3 separate regions of the Homo sapiens genome follow, and all the other regions are linked to region 1. Evidence: chromatin loops called from intact Hi-C (ENCODE). Cell type or tissue: ascending aorta. All regions are shown on one strand. Each heading gives the region's core, and the rest is flanking DNA. Links, peaks and the distances in the headings are about the cores only.

Region 1 (6,283 bases), core at 646-5,645:
TTCAATATGTAGGAAAGGTGATTAGGAAAACAAATTCTGTGCTATGCAAAAGACAGTGAAATTTAACTTCCTACCGGATATGTTAGCCAATGGAAAACAATGAAAACGATGTGTCTTCTGTAGGTTATTATGAATTGTCCAGGTTTATTTTATTCACCTCTGAAATTTTTACTGAATTTGGTAAAGATCAGCTCTCCCAGGCACTTCTGTGGAACTTCTCTTTACGTTTTCTAAGTTACTCTTTCAAAATGAAATATTCAGAAACTTGGAGACACAAATCTCAAAGACATACTGTATAATTACTTGGTGATGTTCTTACTATACTTGTTCTGTGATTTATCCTAGCTGAACAGGACTCTTTTTAACACTGTATTGGGTACATGTGGAATGGCAAGTAACATATTTCATGACTAAACAAAGAGTTACTGCAGACAATACTACACTGATACCAAAATACACATAGAGATGTGTATGGCTTTCTCACTTCAACAATTCTGATAAGTTTCCATTGAAAAGAAGTCTATTTTCTCTGTCTCCTAAAATTCTCTGTTACTCCTCCCCAGAGCTTCTTCCTTTGAACAGAGCCACAAAGACTGGGATACATGACAATCAAGTCCCTGTATGGACTGACAGCACACATGTGGTTACCAGCTACTACATAGCACCGTGTGTGTGTGTGTGTGTGTGTGTGTGTGTGTGTGTGTGTCTATCTGCAAATATAACGCATTTTTATTGACTCAAGAGGTAAATATATGCAACTTTATCAAACACCTTCTTCACCAAATATTTATTGACCACCTATGTTGTGACAAACTCTGTATTTTTATCTTTCCCCCAAAAAATGCAGATTAAAAAACATTTTTTATTAATTCCCCATAGTAATTGGGAAATATTGGTAGAAAGCACAGAGTATGACCAGTAGTAAAAAGGAAACTACAGTCTGGCCTCAGCCTGGCCACTGACCACTTCTTGTGACTCTGAGAACTTCCCTTTGCCTGTTCGGTCTCAATGGTTTCATTTGTATAATGAAGGAACTAGACCAGGCAATTTCTTTAAAAAATCCCTCCAAGTACAAAATGCCACAGTTCCAAATATGGAAGTATTTTATAATGTTGGTAACTGGCAAAAATAGTACTGCTCCCAGAAGAACGAAATGATATTGATCTCATTTAGGTTATAGGCATTCCTATGTGAGAAGAAGGCAAATATCACACCTCCATCCACCCCCTCAAGAATCTGAGAGCCTAGGCAAAGAGAAATCAGGCATTCACAGAAGTACTGTGAAAAAAAACAAATTTGAATGACCACAAACATTTTGCAAATGTAATACGATATAAAATACAAATAGCAAATCATTGCTCCTTGTCTACAGTTGCCGGGAAATAAGAATTCCCAACTTCCAAACTATTACCTCTGCATGGATCTGCCAAGGTTCCGATTCCCAGTGGCCTTTACAGTGTGGCCAGCTGGAACCTACATCTGACCAACAAGTCTTTCTCTTAATATCCCTGTCAAAAACATCCTCGACAGGAAGTTAACTTTTTAAGAATGTCAATAAATGAAGAAAGTTGGCAGTTTGGGCTGTTGCCAGTATTAGGCTTACAGGCAAAGAAAATAAATGGTGTGAATCTATCAAGATGTGGCAATTTCTCTGATATGTGACATCTGCTTTACTGTTTCTTTTTCTTTCCTTTTTTTTTTTTTTTTTTTTTAATGAGAATGCACTAACTGAAAAGAATCCTTTTTAAACTGACAAAATAGAGGACACATCCTCAGGGCAAATGGTTTCTAAGACAGTGTTTGAATAAAACATATACATAAACCTTTGGCTGGATCACCGAACACTGATACCTTCCACTTCAATATTTTGGCTAGTATTTGGTTGGGCTGAAAGAATTCTTCCACACACACAATAAATTGTTACAGATTCAGAAGTTTAAATAAGCAAATAAGTAAAATGATTAAAGGATTCCATAAACCTACCATCCAGAGAGGAACACATTTAACACCTTGTTTGTCTAGTCCCTAAGATGTACAGATACATTATATATATTTATATGTATATTCATATGTTAAGTCCATCTCATACTCCAGACATACCAAGGTGTGCCAAGAGCTGCAGAGATCATTATGCTGGCACCCCTGTGTGCAAATCTGTGAACTACGGCACCCTGTTTGGGAAGCTCTACTCTACACTTCCATACATTTGAGTTTCTCAGAAACAAGCATCATCGACATGGCAGCAAAGAAGCTTCATTTCTTGGAAAGTTCCCATGTTTCTTGTATCTGTCCCTCACTTCCACAGAGCTGGCATGAGTTCAACTAGCATACGTTTAGCTGGAGTCTGCATAAATGACGGGGAACATAGAATTTCCTCACCGCCCAAGTCCCATTAAAAAAATAAAAGCATTGTAATCGTATCCTTGCTAACCCGGATCTCTTCTTGCTTCCTCAGATACTTGCACCAGGATGGACAGGCCCAAATTTGTGGCCTTATTAACTGTGGTGCCCTAGGAAGGGAATGAAGGAATGTTTTCCCGAACGAGTCTTTCTGATGGCAGAAGTGGGGAAGCAGGTGCTGGAGGCAGGACCCATTCACTTCAGCTCCAGGAACACAGGTGCCATGCACAGCAAAACCAGCTGTGGCTTCTGCCCTCCAGGCGCAAACGTGGAAACTGACACATACATGATTATAATCAACGTGGGAAGTAGACAGTGCTTCTCTAATTGGTTTGTGCTTCCCCAAATTCCTTCAGGGTAGGGACCGCATATTCTATCATTTGCCTTTCCTCAATGGGAAGCACAGTTTGGGGCCCAGAAAAGGTGTTGGGGGGCTCTTGGTTGGTAGACTGACTTGATGCTAAACTGCAAAGGCAGAGGAGATAAATTCCCTTCACAGCCCCAAAGGTCTTTGGTTATGTTAATTACTCCTACCTTCCCCTAACAAATGGCTAGGGTGTCACAGAAAGAGGGCCCAGAGGGCTCTTTAATTGCAGTGGCCCATCTCATCCCATTACTCTCACCACTCAAAGGCGTTTCTAATCCAAAGGCAAAATACAGTGTCTCCAAACTCCAGGGAAAGAACAGAGAGGAACACATGTTGTCAGTGGCAACCAAACTTAGCTTCATCATGAATCACTGTGGCCTCATTCTGACAGGTCCAGTTGCAGCCTAGCCCTAGATCGCACCAAGCAGTGACTCAGCTACAATGAAACTTCAGATGCTATTTTTAAGGGGGGCTCGCAAGGGGAAGGAGGGAGGTGTAGAAATGCTTTATTATTTTTTCCTGAATTTTTATAGCCTCAACTAAATCTAAATCTTTACTTTGAGACCAGAATTCTGGAAAAGTTAACCTGCCCCTGAAGTTATGTAACCCATGGTTTACTTTTTATATCACAGCTTGCCCGTTAAAGTCACAAACCATTTCCATGGCCAAAATCTGTTTGAGTAAAATTGAAAAGGGGAGTTTTCAGAAGAGTCTGGACCCAACGGAAGCAACTGTGGTACAGTGGGAGGAACACTGGCTTGAGAGGCAGACGGTTCTGCAGCTTGTAAGCTGCGTCACGGTGGGACTGAACGGCCAGGACGTGGCCAGGGGATAGTGAGGCTGAGGTGGCTGTCCTGGATAGAGTCTTAGGGCGGGCCACCACAGGCACGGGTGGGTGTGCCTACCCTGCTAGCTCTGCACTTTGGGTCGGTGAGGAAACCCCACCAAAGCCGCTTTAGATTCCACAGACTTCAGTGCTGTCTTCTCTTTACTCTTGCCTTCCCACTGAAGGGGCTTTGCTGTTCCCACGGCTACCGACTGATTCCTGTGTTCATCTACTCATCCTTCTCTGGACTTTTTCCAACTGCTACCTTCTCTTGAGCAATTAGCACAGTGCACATATTTCCAGAATGGAGACATGGTATTTTTGTGGAAAAGTAGGACAATGTCTTCCGCAAATGCACGTTCCTCACGATGATCGGAATTGTGTTTCCTCTCCTGGCAAGGTCCCTGTCTTCTGGGGAACAGTCCCCCTACAGTGATTTTTGGCTTATGTTCTTAGACACAAGCGATGGCTCAGAAGCCTCACCTCCCCGCGTTGATGCGATTTCTCCTGCGGGTGTCCCTGTAACATCTTTGGTAGAGCAAGCCATCCAGCTCAGAAGAGCTCTCATGAGGCAAAATCTAATCTAAAAACTCTTCAGTGGCAACATCTTTAAAGGTTAAACCATCCTCTGTAAACATGTGCTTGGTTCTTGGAGTAAGTCCTTTCCTATTTTTTCCAGAGCTAAGTCTTCCAGGCTGGAAGGCTTAGGAAGAAATAACGCCCAGACTGGCCCGACAGTGTTGAGTGGAAATGGGGCACGAGAAGGGGGAGCCTCACCATCTGCTGATAAATCCATTCATACAACAGTGACCTTGAACACCATAGTTCTTTCTGTAACACCAGGAAGTTCCGGCAGAAACAGAGGAGAGAACTGAGCAGAGCCCCAGCTCAACGCTGAGACTTCCTCTTGCTACACCACATTAATCCTATGCCTGAAGAGCTCATTAGCCAATCACTTTCATGAACAAACCCATCCAGCTCTGGGGACAGGAAGAGCAGAGACAGAGTGGGAGTAACTCTTACGTCATGCTCTGAAAGCTCGGCCATGAAGCCTCATTTTTCTGAGGTACTCATGGACACTGCAACTTCCTCCTCCTCAGCTTCTGGCCAGCAACAGGCCCTAAATTAGTTAAATTTAACTATAATAAACATGCTGCAAATGAATTATATTTAACTCCAACAGCCACCTCAGGGTTTGTCTGGAGATGAAATAATTTTAGCTTATGCTACCATAAGTCCCCCAACTAAGGCAGAAAGTAATTACCTAAGGATTTACTGTAATGAGTTCACTGACACTCATTATTCATTATAGTGTGTGAACATTCCAGTCTTTTATACAGTCAGGCATAGACTGCACACTGCTGAATATATAGTCTTGAGTGAGCACAATAAGGACACTAAAAATAAAAAGCCACCTGATTTCAGTCTTAAGAATTCGTAATAATTATGAAGAGCCCCGGTTGAAACTTTACACCATCAGTAGAACTGAGCCTGCTAAGAAAATGAACAATGTGATAAGCTTTTGGAGCGATGACACTGCATGGCAGCACTTAAAAAGTGTGCTTATTTAAAAAAAAAATGTAACTGGGCTTCAGTGCTGTGCATACTAATGAGAACTCATGTTTTTCTATCCATTAAAGCAGGATCCTACTCAGAAGCATTTGGTTAGAGGAAGAGACTGTTTCTAAAAGTACGTACAAGTAATAACTTGCCCAAAATGCCATTCCTTATAAAATATTATGATATTCTACATTTCATTTGCTCTGAATCATCTTGCCATTAAAAAATTCTCATTTATCTAGTCACCCCTCGTGATCCATTGTGCATCAGTTGTGGGCCAAGTACTATAAGCATAAAGAACAACAGGACATGGTTTCTACTCTCTAGAAGCTAAAAGTTTAGTAGGGGACACAAAAGTTTAGTAAGTAAATGTTTAGTAAGTAAAAATGTTTAGTAAGTAAATGATTTCCTGAATTGTGATATCCACAATGATCAGGGGGTGTACTGCCTGTTGAATATGTATTATCTAGTCAGTATTGATGTAACTTATTTGGGTGGAGAAATCTAAACAGGACTTGATCAAGGACCAAAGCAACTCTAGCCAACTTTGGCCACTGAATGTCCTCTGTATACTTGCGCACTCTGGGCATAAGCGCCTATGCTTGGCTGCATATATCATTAACACACTGCTGTTAACTTCTATGTAAGTGTTTATATCTTGCCTCATTCTACGAGAATTTTAAGGAGGCCTACGAAAGAAAATATACAACAAAATAATGTTTGAATATGAACAGAAATCAAGAATCAACACAAGAAATGGGATGTTATTGACACTTTTCTCATGTCAGACTCCATTCTGCCTACTTCTTCCCCACCCCCGTTCATAGGTCATGAGCTGTGCAAGCAGCTAAAGGGATCTGAAGGTGTGGGGTTAGAGGCAGGCAGAAGGGGTGCTTAAGCCAACTCAGCCTCTTCTCCTTCACCAGCTCCTCCAATAAGCCCAACTCCGGACAAGGCTCTGGGTGCTCTTGCAGGTGAGAAGGTGGTGCCGGCAGCCACTCCGCTTCACTCTCCGAATCTCAGGACCTCTGTTTGCCATCAGGAGGCCAAATGACTAGCAGGGCAGGATTTGGGAGCTCTTGACTTGGGCCTATAATACCACAGAACAGCATCAGAGCCCTCTCCTAATA
Region 2 (6,283 bases), core at 602-5,601, 230 kb before region 1:
GGGTACGTGACTTACGTAAGGTTGTAAGTGGCACAGGCAGGATTTGAACCTAGGACTGTGCTTCCAAGTGACCTCAGCTGATTAAAGTATGATGAGGCATTTTGACCCTATCCCAGGGTTTCACTGTGCGGCATGGGACTCAGCGGACATGCTTGCTTAAATGCAGATCACTGGGCCACTCTCCCAAAGATTTTGATTTAGTAGTACTGGCATGAGACCCAGGAATCTGCCTCGAAGATTCACATGCATCTCTGTACTGCTCACTGAATAGAGCAGGGAGTTATTCTTTTTTAGTTCAGCTATACAAATGGAAACAGCATCTTGTGGATGGACATGAATAAGATTAACTCAGAAAAACCCAAGACCAAAAAGATCAATTTGTGTCCCCACCAATGGTCTCAGCTGAACAATTCTGCAGGAGGCCAGCTTAATTAAACTACAACATGATGGCAAGAGCTAAGTGGTTAAAGAAAAATTACCAACATATCCTTTTCCTACCTAGTGTTTACTGTGCGGTACTAAAAGAAATCACAGTTTTCTCAACCTCTTCAAAGCAGAGGCTGGGGCTGGGCATAACAGCAGGTGCATTTATCAGTTGAGGTCAAGACAAACACAGGGATGGCATCAATTGGTGTGAACAATTTTCTTGGGTGATCTGGGCCAACCAGCCCAGTATTTGGGGATTAAGCACATAGGTTTTAGGGTTTGACCAACCCAAATTTCGTTTCTGGCTTCCTGAACAATCAGCTGTACTACCTTAAGCTGCTCAGCCTCTGTTTCTCCATATTTAGGATGAGGATACTAATAGAACCCATTTCATGAAGTGAGTATTCGATTCGAGAATGTCCGCAATCCACTTATTCCTGGTATGCAGCAAGTGCTCAACAAGTGGTCAGTTTGATTATCATAGTTATCATCTTCAAGTTCTTTTCTGCCTTAATTACCTACTCGATTTTGCTTATACAAAAAAGCCACTGTTAGGACTTCTTTTTTCTATTAATGTTTCCTGGAATGCATCCAGTGTTCTCCCCTATGATACATCCAGTATTCCATTCATGAGAAGTGACCTTCAGCCCTCAGCCTTGATGTGACAGCTGAGCTCTTCGAGTGGTCAATCTGCCCATACCTCCAAGTCCTAATGCCACTGCACTTAAAGCCTATGGCCTGCTTTGGGTTGTGTCAGAGACTTTCCTTACCCCTGGTTGTTATGCTGAGTGTGCAGAGCATAGTATATGCTCAAGAAAAACTTGTTGAGTGTAAATTCGTACGTAAAGCCCTGTATTTCAGGAATTACCCAGAGGCCCTGTGATTCCCATAATAGGAGATACATAAGAAAGTGGGATATTTTTCTTTCTAACTTTTATTTTAGGTTCAAGAATACACATGCAGGTTTGTTACATGGGTAAACTGCATGTTGCAGGGGTTTTGTCTCCCAGGTAATCAGCATAATACCCAATAGGAATACCGGATAGGTAGTTTTTCTATCCTCATTCTCCTCCCACTCTTCACCCTCAAGTAGGCTCCAGAGTCTGTTGTTCCCTTCTTTATGTCCATGCGTTCTCAATGTTTAGCTCCCACTTGTAAGTGATAGCATGTTGTATTTGGTTTTCTGTCCCTGCATTAGTTTCCTTAAAATCATGCCCTCCAGCTCCATCCATCTTGCTTCAAAGGATATGATTGCATGCTTTTTCGTGGCTGGATACTATTCCATGGTGCCAGTGTACCGCATTTTCTTTATCTAGTCCTCTGCTGATGGGCATCTAGGTTGATTTCTTGTCTCTGCTACTGTGGACAGTCCTGTGATGAACACATGCATGCATGTGTCTTTATGGTAGCAAGTGGGTTTCACTGGAACTTGATTGCTATGACTCTATAGAAATGATAGTAATATTTAATGCAGAGTAAGGGTAATTTGTGTCAATGTAAAGTCTGAACAAAATTGGGTCTTGGGTAAAATTTTTCAAAAAATATTTAAAATGTGTTCCCTGATGTTGGGACACCTACTCAGATGTCAGTAGGAGAAATGAGAGGTTGGCCTTGCTGGCCTTCACCTACTGGCCTTGGCTGTTACCCTGGTGCAGTATTTTGCCTGGGGTTTGAGATTCCTGACAATAAATTATTACCTGCCAGATGTCTCATAAAAATAAAAAATGATTTTATGAAGAAACCCAAGATCTCATCAGCCTTTTGAACGGACACCAAAGTCCTTTTAGCCCTTTTCCCTTATAAGGGAAAGCCACATAAGATGCAACCTTCTGAGTGGCCCCAATGTGGCAGCATTAAGAGTGTGGGCTCTGAAATCCAGCTGTAGTTTTCATTGCCTGTGTGAGCCTGGGCTGTTCACTTAATTTCCCAGCATCTCAGTTTCCACATCTGTAAAATCTGATGAATGAATGTAACATACTTACATATTGCATGGTAATGTTTGCTGTTATTCCTTGGCAGGCTGATACCCGCCTGTATCAGCCATGGTCCAGTTCCAGGAATAGGAAACCACTTCAGCTATTTTTAAGGAAAGAAAATGTAATGCATTGGAAGGGCTGGAGGAAGGACTCCAGGAGATGGCCTTGGAACTGCTGAGCTCAAGAGTAAGAAGCCACAGCTGAGATGCAGAGATCGGGAAGCGAGTGATCCCACCACTAGGAAGCCGAGGACCAGACAGAGCTGAGCTGGTCACCACAGCCACAAGAATGCCTTTCAGATCCATGAAGACAAGTCTGGACATGCTTCACAGGCCCGTCTGTGATGGCCCCAGCGGTCCCTGCCTTCAGGTGTCCACGCCCTTGTGTAGCCTCCTCCCACATGGTACCAGGGATGGTCTGTGTGAGCAACAGAATACAGCAGAAGTGAGGGTGTGCCACTTATAAGACTGGGTTTCAGAAGACACTGTGACTTCTATCTCAGTAAGGGACTCATAGTCTGTTTCTCTCCCAGGTCTTTTGTTCTGGGGGAAACCGGTTGCCTTGTCTTGAGGACACTCAGGCGGCCCTGGGGAGAAGCCCACGTGGTGAGGAACTGAGGCCTCCTGCCAACAACCGTGTGAGTAAGCGTGGAGGCAGCTTCTCCAGCTGACAGCTGACTACAGCCTCGTGAGAGGCCCTGGGCCAGAACCACCCAGTTAAGCTGCTCCCAGACTGCTGACCCACAGAACCAGGGGAGAGAAGAAATGTTTACTATAGTGAGCTGCTGACTTCTGGAGCAATTTGTTACTCAGCAATAGATAAATAATACAGCATCTAACTGGGAAGACTTAATTCGCCTCCCAATCCTGGCAGCAGGGAATGTGAGGCATAGATTTTAGCCTTCCAGTGCTGCGGCGCAGAGCAGTCCATGAGGAGGAGGGGCTGGCTGCTGAATGGTCTAATCCACAGAACGTGCCACACCATTTTCTACCAGGGAGGCTGACGTGGATAGTGTTTTTAAGAAGCAAGGGATCTGATAACCAACATATTCCAGAGAACTCCCTCTTGCCAGAATCTTGTCCGCCTTCATTCACCATTACAAATGAAGTCCTTCTTTTTTTGTGATGATTGGCATTCACCAACAGTTTGCCTCTTTCCCTCGATGACACAGAGAGAAGAGAATTCTTTCTGTATCACATAGAGCTTTCACAAAGAATGTCTCAGGATTCTCTGCTAAGCAGAACCCTTTCCTCTTAGGGGCTTACAGTGAAGTGCAAACACTGTAGCAACATAAAGAAACCTGTGCAAGACAACAGCCTGGGACATGAAGCCCTGCTTGGAGGCTAGTAGCAGACCCATTTGACCGGACCCACTTTGGCTATTGTTGAACAATTCTTGAGCAGTTTCAGCGACCCTCTGCCCACACCACCTGAGGTGGATCCTGAAGGGATCCAAATTACCCTATTTAAAGGGGAAATTGTTTTCCTTGGTGATTCTCAGAAGTACACGAAGGAAAAGTCTATGCTTTATAAAAGCTAATGCATGGCCTTTGCAAGTTCCCACACAAGGAAGTAACTGAGGCAGGTGCTAGTTGCAACAACAGAGACATGTGTGCCTTTGTTTTCCAGAAACCACGAGAGCCATTTAACAGGGAAAGGGTGTACTGGGACTGGACCTTGGCTTGGGGGACCAAGGCAGGGCTCCGTATGGAGGCAGTAAGACAGGTAATTCTCAGAGGGTTAGTGTGGAGATCATTAGTAGCTTTTCTCTGAGAAATTAACAGAAGGGGCAAGAGTGTGAAAATGTCCCAGGGTAGATGCTGTCCGTGAGTGAGAGTGCTGAATAGCCAATGATTTATTAAGTGACCTTTAGAAGAGTTAAGCAGGGTGACAAGCGCATTTAATTTGCACTTAGGGCTTGTGTTTCTTTAAACATGGAGTATTACTAGAGGAACTTTTCTTATCTAAAAAACTATATGGTTTGGGAAAAGTAAAGATAAGTAAATATTATATAATTTTCTGACTCTCTTAGTTTTTTTTATAACTACAAAAAGCTTAGCCCAAATCTACCCTGGACACAGTTATCAGTTTATCAGGTGGCTCTCTGTCCCTGACTAGTGTGTTCTGACTTCATTCAATACACACACACACACACACACATCAACACTCTAAACGGATCCTTGGGCTCAGAGTTTTGAATTGCTGAGCATCAGCTGGTGAGCAAACACTCTGAGATGTTCTGTGCTGTGCTTCTGCCAGTTCAGTTTCTGCAGTGTTGCTATCCTTAGGCTTCACATGGGGCCACTTCATTGTACTTGAACCCCATTCTGTCTTAAAGCTGGTGGAAAGTGGGAAATTTAGTTATTGGCCTCCTAAACTTAACATATTTGTGGCAAAGATGAAAATTATTGAGTGGTTCCAAAGCAGTGAATCCTAATCTTTCATCAGACACTTCTTGTGCTTAATCGAATTGATTCTGTGTTCAATTTGAAATCAAATAACAATATTAGAGAAGATTATTAAAAGTCAAAATATAAAAAGCAAGTATGGTAGGAGAATTTCTAATTTTTTGATCTTTGAAAGAGGAACATGATTTATAAAGTATAGCATTGTTAGAATCTCAGAACAAGAGGAATACCTTATATATAAATACTGGGACTAACAGGTGGACAACTCTCCAGAGACAGTTTTTTCATAGCCATGGCACAAATCGAAACTCCTCTGATGCTTTTCAGAGCTGAGAAACATCACTGAGATTAAAAATTATAATTTAGAGCAGACCTCGATGCATGATCATCAAGATGTCAAGCAAAAAACAGGCCTGGGCGCTGTTGACCTCCTTGTCTCTCTCTCTCTCACTCTCACTCACTCTTTCCCTCTCTCTCTCTCCCTTTAAAAATTCTAAAACACCTACTTCTTCAGTTACACATATACTCATTGATATGGGCTAGTTGGAGATGGAGACATTCACGTAGACATAGACATTGGTATACATATAAATATACATGTACATACAGTAAAGTCTTCTGCTCACTTTCTCCCATTCCAATCAGGGAAGTTATTTAATTGGTGAAATTTTAGAAGCTGTTGAATGATGGAACAATGGGCCAGGCACGGTGGCTCACGCCTGTAATCCTAGCACTTTGGGAGGCCAAGGCAGGAGGATCACTTGAGGTCAGGAGTTCGAAATCACCCTGGCCAACATGGTGAAACCCTGTTTGTACTAAAAATATTTTAAAAATTGGCCAGACATGGTGGCAGGTGCCTGTAATCCCAGCCACTTGGCAAGCTGAGACAGCAGAATCGCTGGAACCCAGGAGGCGGAGGTTGCAGTGAGCCAAGATCACGCCACTGCCCTCCAGCCTGGGCAACAAGAGCGAAACTCCATCTTGGAAAAAAAAATGATACAACAATGTAGCTTGTGGGTGGGAATAGGGAAATAATATTGCAAGCAAGGTCCAGAATAATGCTTGTGTCTATAATAGGGTCCCTTCTCTTTCTTGGCTCAGTTGAAGACTGCATTGGTATGCCTAAGATCTGCACACATCTGGAAGACAACCAGAGAACACAAGTCTTTTAGAAATTCATGAGGCCTTAGAGACTGATATGGCCTGCCCTCTCCCTGTCTCCCATTAGCTCTTGTTTTTTAATAATAATAGAAACTCAGTGTTTGTGCCCTTTGATGTGAAATTTCTTGCTGTGGTCATCTTGATTAAGGGAAGGATGCTATACACACACGATTTAATGTACAAAGATGTTCATCCTGGCCTCATTTACAGTGACAAACAATAAAGATAAAAGTAAACAACCTAAGAGTCTCCAGTAGATTCAGGGATGCTCATGAATCATTCATGTTATTTTAGGCGCTTCTGGTTCTAAGAT
Region 3 (6,283 bases), core at 591-5,590, 92 kb before region 1:
ATTCACAATTGCCAAAAGATGAAAATGTCCACTAATATCTGGATGGATTGGCCGGGCGCGGTGGCTCATGCCTGTAATCCCAGCACTTTGGGAGGCCAAGACGGGTGGATCACTTGAGGTCAGGAGTTTGAGACCAGCCTGGCCAACATGGTGAAACCCCGTCTCTACTAAAAATACAAAAATTAGCCAGGTGTGGTGGAGGGCGCCTGTAATTCCAGCTACTTGGGAGGCTGAGGCACAAGAATGGCTTGAATCTGGGAGGTGGAGGTTGCAGTGAGTGGAGATCGCCCCACTGCACTCCAGCCTGGGCAATAGAGTGAGACTCAGTCTGAAAAAAAAATTTTTTTTGGATGGATTAACAAAATGTGGTATATCCACACAATGGAATATTATTTAGCCATAAAAAGGAATGAAGTACTGATACATGGATGGATACTAGATGGAATGTGGATGAACCTCAAGAACAGAAGTGAAGAAAGCCAGATGCAATAGAACACATATTGTACAATTCCATTTACAGAAGATATCCAGAAAAGGGGAATCTATAGAGATAGAAGGCAGACTGATGGTTACCAGGGGTCATAGGGGAGACTGCTTCATAGGGATATGGTTTTCCTTTGGGGTAATGACATATTTTACAACTAGATAGAGGTGATGGTTGCACAACACTGTTCTCATACTAAATACCACTGAATTGTACACTTTAAAAAATGGTTAATGTTATGTCAATTTTTCCTCAATTAAAATAATAAAAACTAGGAAATCTGGTTTCAGAGCCCAGCTATTAACTGTCACCCTCTTCCTTTAATCCCAATGTCCTCTAAGAAGTGACAAGGTTTGCAAGTTATGGAGAAGAGTAATTTCTTTTAACTGTTCTGTTAAAAAATGAGATGGAATGAGCCCATGCTCCTCTCTGGCTCTGCCCTTCCACCAACAGAGGGCACAGCTGGACAGGAAGAATGACTGTGAGTGGGGTGGGCTGTGCCTGGGGCACAGACGATTTAATGTCTTTCCTGCTTATAGGGGCATTAAAAGGTGGTCTGGGAAGCCAGACAGCTGGCTGGGAAAATGGGATGGCTGCAAGGGTAAGAAAGGAAGGGTAAGAGCATGGGGGCCGGGGTGGGCACCACGAGGTTGCTACTGTCCTCCCCCAACTCACGCAGGCACACTCATCAGGACAAGAAGCCTGCCCCGAAGGACAGAACAGGCTGCACTGACTACCTGGAGTTTTAGAGGCAAACAAAAGTTCTCTTTTATGTACTTCACAGCTTCTACTCATAGGCAAAGTAAACCAGATTGCCCATTACTAAGTCTGAGAGGTCAAATCCCATTATAAGGAGTTTGAAGAGAGATTCTAAAAAAATTTTTTTGGTGCTACAATTTCATTGCATTGGGGTATTGGCTAAAATGAGTTGGTCACTGGATAGAGTTTGATTTTTTTTAAAGATTTTGGTATAGGCATCTTAGAATGTTTGAACCTCTGGGGCTTCCATTGTCACCAGTTTATTCATAGATTCCTTTAGTTATTCAACAAACAGCATGTTTCAGTCACTGAGTTGGACACAGAGAAGCACATGAAGGGGACCCAGTATCTGCCCTCAACCAGCTCACATCCGGGAGTTAGCAGCCTGCTGAGGTCCTGCAGAAACCCAGGAGCCGGCTGAGCAAAGGACTGTTCCCTAGTACGCCCATGACAGCAGGAGGGGCTGGTACTTGCTTGGCGATGAAGTCAGCCACACCGCACCCCACGTGGAACCTCATGTTCTCCCGAGATTTGCTCTTCAGTGCATAATTTCTCCCACCTCCCCGAGAACACTGACACGCGCTGTTTGTCTAGTACAGTGCGGCACTACAGGGCCCACCAGAGGGCTTCAGGTTATCCTGCCTGCTAGGAGCTTACCTCTTGAGAGGGGCAAACAGAATATAAGACAGCCCACGCTCCCTGCCATTGGCAGGTGATGAGCGATGCCATAGTACATGCTGTGCCCAGGGCCCACCTCTTCCACTCTCCCACTGCCGCCCGTCAGCTCCCCTTCTGAGAGATTCAGCCTGGCTCTTGAAACTGGAAACATGACTCAAGCTTTTCCTGAAACTTACTTTCACTTGGATCCTGGTCCCTGCTCCAGTGTGAATGCCACCTAACTTTACCATCCTGTACAAGAGTAGCTGCTTGTGTGGAAGCCGAGAGCCAGGGCCAGAGGGGCAGCCCCGTGTGGGCCAATGGGAGAGCTGGGCTGGACGGCAGAATGCAACAGCAGGGAGGGGATGGCATATTTCAATGCCGCCTCCTACCAGAGCCCCTAGACCAAAGACAAGGATGTATAGGTGCTGAGTATAGTCAGGGCTGGATCAGTGAAGCATTCTCAAAACTATAAATGTTTAAAAGGGGTCCCTCCCCAGTGATTATTTTCTTTTCCCGATCAACTTAAGTGATACAACTAACAAGTACCAAAAGCACTGCCAAGAGTGTCACTGCTCTCCAGTTCAAAGTGTGCCAAGAAGGAGATTTTCTAAAGAACTCTCAAGCCTTATTGGAAAGCTGGCACAAGGGGTCAGAGTGTTAGCGAGGGTTGGAATTCCTCTATCATACAACCACTTGGTTTACCCTGGCAACCAAACAGGCTCTGCACTCAAAATAAAACCTTTCCAGGGGATCCAGCCAAATCCCAGCTCCTGCAACATCCACAATAGTCTGCTTCTCCATCTGTGACAGAGCAGCGACTTCATGTTCTTGGATGGTGCGCTCAACACCTCCCAGAATAGATCACATATGACCAGCAGTCACTGCAGCTGCCATCTATTCATGCAGGGATTACTCAACGGGAGAGAAGATGCTGTCACGGGGCAGCTTCCATTTTCAGAGTAACAAACACTGGGTTTCCCCGGCTCACTCCTCATCTGTCTCCTGCTTGTCTGATGCAGAAGCTCAGTCTGGAGCTGCCCACGTCAGAGGCACTGTGCATGGCTGCGAGGGTCAATACGTGCAATGCTTTAGTGGGTAGGGCTGGACTCGGGCAAGAGGCACAGTAAGGCAGGAGGAGGAGGAGGAAGTGAGGACAGGTTCCATGGCCTCTCCTGAAAATATAGAAGTGAATGGGCATGGTGGAGTGGAGAACCAGACTTTGCAGCTAGAGAAACTTGGTTCTAATTCCTGCTCTGCCCTTTGCTAGCTGTGCGACTCTGGGCAGCTTACATCACCCTTCTCGCCTCAATAACTCCATCTGCAGAGTGAGGCGAACAAAACTTGCTTTCCAGGGTTTGTGAGGACTGAATGAGGGGGCGTGTAGAGTGTTAATACAGAGCCAGCCACCCAGAGTAGGCGCTCCATACCTACGCATCCGCCCCATCTTCCTCCTTTACTCCTGTGGCTTATTGGAGAGTGTAATGAGGCTGTGGGGGTGAGGGACTTGTATTTCCTGTGTTTCTTTTACCCTCCTCAGAGTTTGGACTCTGACTTTGGACTGAGGATGGGAAGAGATTCCTTCCCCTGGAGCACGGATGCATTAGTTAGCTTTGGCTGCAACAGTGAAGTGAGGAGTGGAAGTCAGATTGGGCAGGATTTAAATAAGTGGTCTGGAAACTAAGTAAATCATTTTCCCCCTTTACCTTCTCTATGTTAAAAAAAAAAAAAAAAAACCAAAAGGGAAGAGAAGATGAAATTCTGATCATGAGACTTAGGGTCTCATGACTCTATACGGTTTTCCTAATGAACTGCTCTGGGCTTAATGCAAGAAGAGGACACAGGCCTGGAGGCAGGAGGCCTGGGTGCCAGCCCAAGCTCCTGTGATGACTGTGTGAATCTGGGCGAGTCATTTAACCTCTACTGGCCTCATTTTTGCCCCCAGTGACAGGAGTGGAATAAATGTGCTCTGAGGCTCCTTCTGGCTCTAGAATCCTAGGAGTCACCTCAGAAGACAGAAGAGATCCTTTTATTTATTTATTTATTTGAGACATGGTCTTGCTCTGTCACCCAGGCTGGAGTGCAGTGGCAGTGGCACAATGATGGCTCACTGCAGCCTCGACCTTCTGGGCTCAAGCAATCCTTCCACCTCAGCCTCCTGAAAAGCTGGGACCACAGGCATGCACCACCACATCTAGTTAATTTTTTGATTTCATGTAGAGACAGGGTCTCGCTATGTTGCCCAGGCCAATCTCAAACTCCTAGGCTCAAGCAATCCTCCAGCATTCCCAGAGCCTGCACAGGAAGAAAGGGCAAGGCTAGGATGGGCCCATGATATGAGCGATGGGAGCCGGAGGGAAGCACGCTGGCCTAATGAGGGCAAAGTGCAGCGTGGCAGGGCCCACTGAGAAAGCCATCGTGCAGATGATGGGGCTCCATCAGTTAACAATGCTCTGGACACTTCTTCGCCCCCTCCATCTATTCCCTTTGTTATTTCGCAAATACCATACACGCACTCCCCAGAGGAGGAGAGGAGGTTCTCCTCCTCGTTCTCACAACGGTCTGTCCTGGGCCTGACGCTCCTGTGGGGCCATTCTGAGCGGTGCCTCCCCCAGCTCCCAGCCAGTGAACACCAGTGTTGCCGCTCCCTGCTGCTGCTGTGCCTGTGATTTCCTCCCAGAGGGATTTCTGTTCCTCAGAGTCAGTCACAAGAAACCAGTCCAGATGGTTCCTCTGACAGTTACTGCCTTGGGAAAGACAACTCCAATCCAGGCCTTGATGGAGGCAGGGCCAGAGGCAGAGAGAGAGAGGGCCTCCCCCGCCGGGCCCAGCTCCTAGCCAGCACACGTCGGCAACGTAAGAGTTCCTTAGAGACACGTGTTTTGCAGGCAAGAAATGCTTTTTAACATCAAATACTCGCCAAGTCCTCAGGGATGTTTCAAAACACCCCCAGGTTTTTATTCCCATCACTCCCTGTGACTTCTCCTGGTACTTCCCAGTGAGTGTCTCCTGCCAAGCACCTCCTGCGGGATGTGGCCGAGCTCCTTGGTCCTTGCATGCGTGTGTATATGACAATAACTGCTCCGGGGAAATCTAATGGACTCTCTTATGGAGAGACTTGGGATGCAGACTCGCCCAGCTTTACCACTTCTCAGTTACAGAGTCTTGGGCTAGTTCTTAATTTCTAGTCCAGGTTCTCCTTCTAAAATATAGATCATGAACTAACAAGAGTTTTTGAAGGAATTGAATGAAAAAAATGTATAGGTAAAGTGTTAAGTGTTGTTCATGCTAACAGTTAACAGTTGGTATTATTATTCAGGCAGCTGAAGGTTATCCACCTCTACTTCAGCCCACACAGAAAGACCTGAATGACCTTAGACAAATTATCTGAGCCTCAACTTCCTCGTCTGTACAGATGGATCACTGATATGATACATGCTACAACATAGATGAACCCTGAACACATGATGCCCAGTGATTATTACTAGAAATGCAAGTTGGGAACCCACATTATATTGAAAAACAAAACAAAACAGACAACAGCTCACTGGTGTGCACACAGCAGGGGGGCTGCAATGAGTCTCATGTGATTGGTTTCTGCCCTCCCTGGATGGAGCATCTTCATGATTTCATTAGCTTAGCAATGAAGATACCTTGCATTGTATACAAATGCCTCTTTTTTTTTTTTTTTTTTTTAGATCCTCCACTCTTAATGCTATGGCAGGGTCTGGCCATATTTAACACATTCTTTTCAACTATTCCATTATCTTCTGAGCCATCCTTTTACATTTCTAACAAGAAGTAATGTCTCATTTTGCACATATTTCCAAAGCCCTGTGCTTTTCGTTTGTGTGGAAAATTTGGAAGAGATTTTATTTTTCTCTCTGGCTTAGTCTGCAGAGCCAAAGTCAACAGAGCTAACTTTAACTCTGTACTGTTACAAGGCAGCCTCCCAATCGTGTCGACACTTTGGTGGATGAGTCAGGTAACAGAACAGAAGATCTGTGGCAGGTGAAGTGCTACGTTTCCAACTCAAGCAATTGATCAGCATTTATTTGTTCTGTGCTGAGGTGGACATTGCAGGAGACACAAACAGGTATACGAACTGCTTGATCAATACATACATATTCATGGAGTGGCTGTTCTGTGCATGACACAGTGGTAGTGTGAGGGGAAGATGTATCTCAAAGTTACAGAAAGAAGGATTAGGCTATATTACAATCCACTTGGGGTCCATAAGACATTTATACATGAATAGACAGTCAACAGGATGAAACCATTAATACTAAATGTTAAATAAATGGCATGGACCATAGACAACTTGGAAGTCAGTAGACTGGCAGAGGAGATGAGATTAGGTCTAGATGTTAAAGCACAAGTAGG

What was found. Peaks named below come from ENCODE experiments on the same cell type or tissue, not always from the same donor. Only the 100,000 strongest peaks of a DNase experiment are listed, where the experiment ranks them.
Region 2: a loop joins it to region 1, with 4 times the contacts of the local background. A loop is called at or near these places in 2 of 110 quality-filtered maps.
Region 3: a loop joins it to region 1, with 7 times the contacts of the local background. A loop is called at or near these places in 9 of 110 quality-filtered maps.

The regions. Positions count from the first base shown.
Region 1 is chr6:5,669,623-5,675,905 of GRCh38, reverse strand. All of the region lies in intron 6 of FARS2 (phenylalanyl-tRNA synthetase 2, mitochondrial), which reads right to left. All of the region lies in intron 2 of LOC101927950 (a long non-coding RNA gene), which reads left to right. Among named protein-coding and RNA genes, the nearest start is that of FARS2-AS1, 210 kb to the right of the region's middle. RefSeq lists an enhancer at 2,168-3,164. In ascending aorta, for the core only: no CTCF peak of the experiment used is centred there; DNase peaks (open chromatin) are centred at 3,145, 3,587 and 4,526; H3K4me3 peaks cover 886 bases; H3K27ac peaks cover 1,548 bases.
Region 2 is chr6:5,902,663-5,908,945 of GRCh38, reverse strand. The region is part of intron 1 of LOC107986516 (a long non-coding RNA gene); the gene reads right to left. Among named protein-coding and RNA genes, the nearest start is that of NRN1, 100 kb to the left of the region's middle. RefSeq lists an enhancer at 2,219-3,418. In ascending aorta, for the core only: no CTCF peak of the experiment used is centred there; a DNase peak (open chromatin) is centred at 3,045; H3K4me3 peaks cover 504 bases; H3K27ac peaks cover 1,027 bases.
Region 3 is chr6:5,761,122-5,767,404 of GRCh38, reverse strand. The region is part of intron 6 of FARS2 (phenylalanyl-tRNA synthetase 2, mitochondrial); the gene reads right to left. Among named protein-coding and RNA genes, the nearest start is that of NRN1, 240 kb to the left of the region's middle. RefSeq lists an enhancer at 2,821-3,010. In ascending aorta, for the core only: a CTCF peak has its summit at 942 (motif pointing right); DNase peaks (open chromatin) are centred at 2,184, 2,714, 3,804 and 4,794; H3K4me3 peaks cover 1,630 bases; H3K27ac peaks cover 4,141 bases.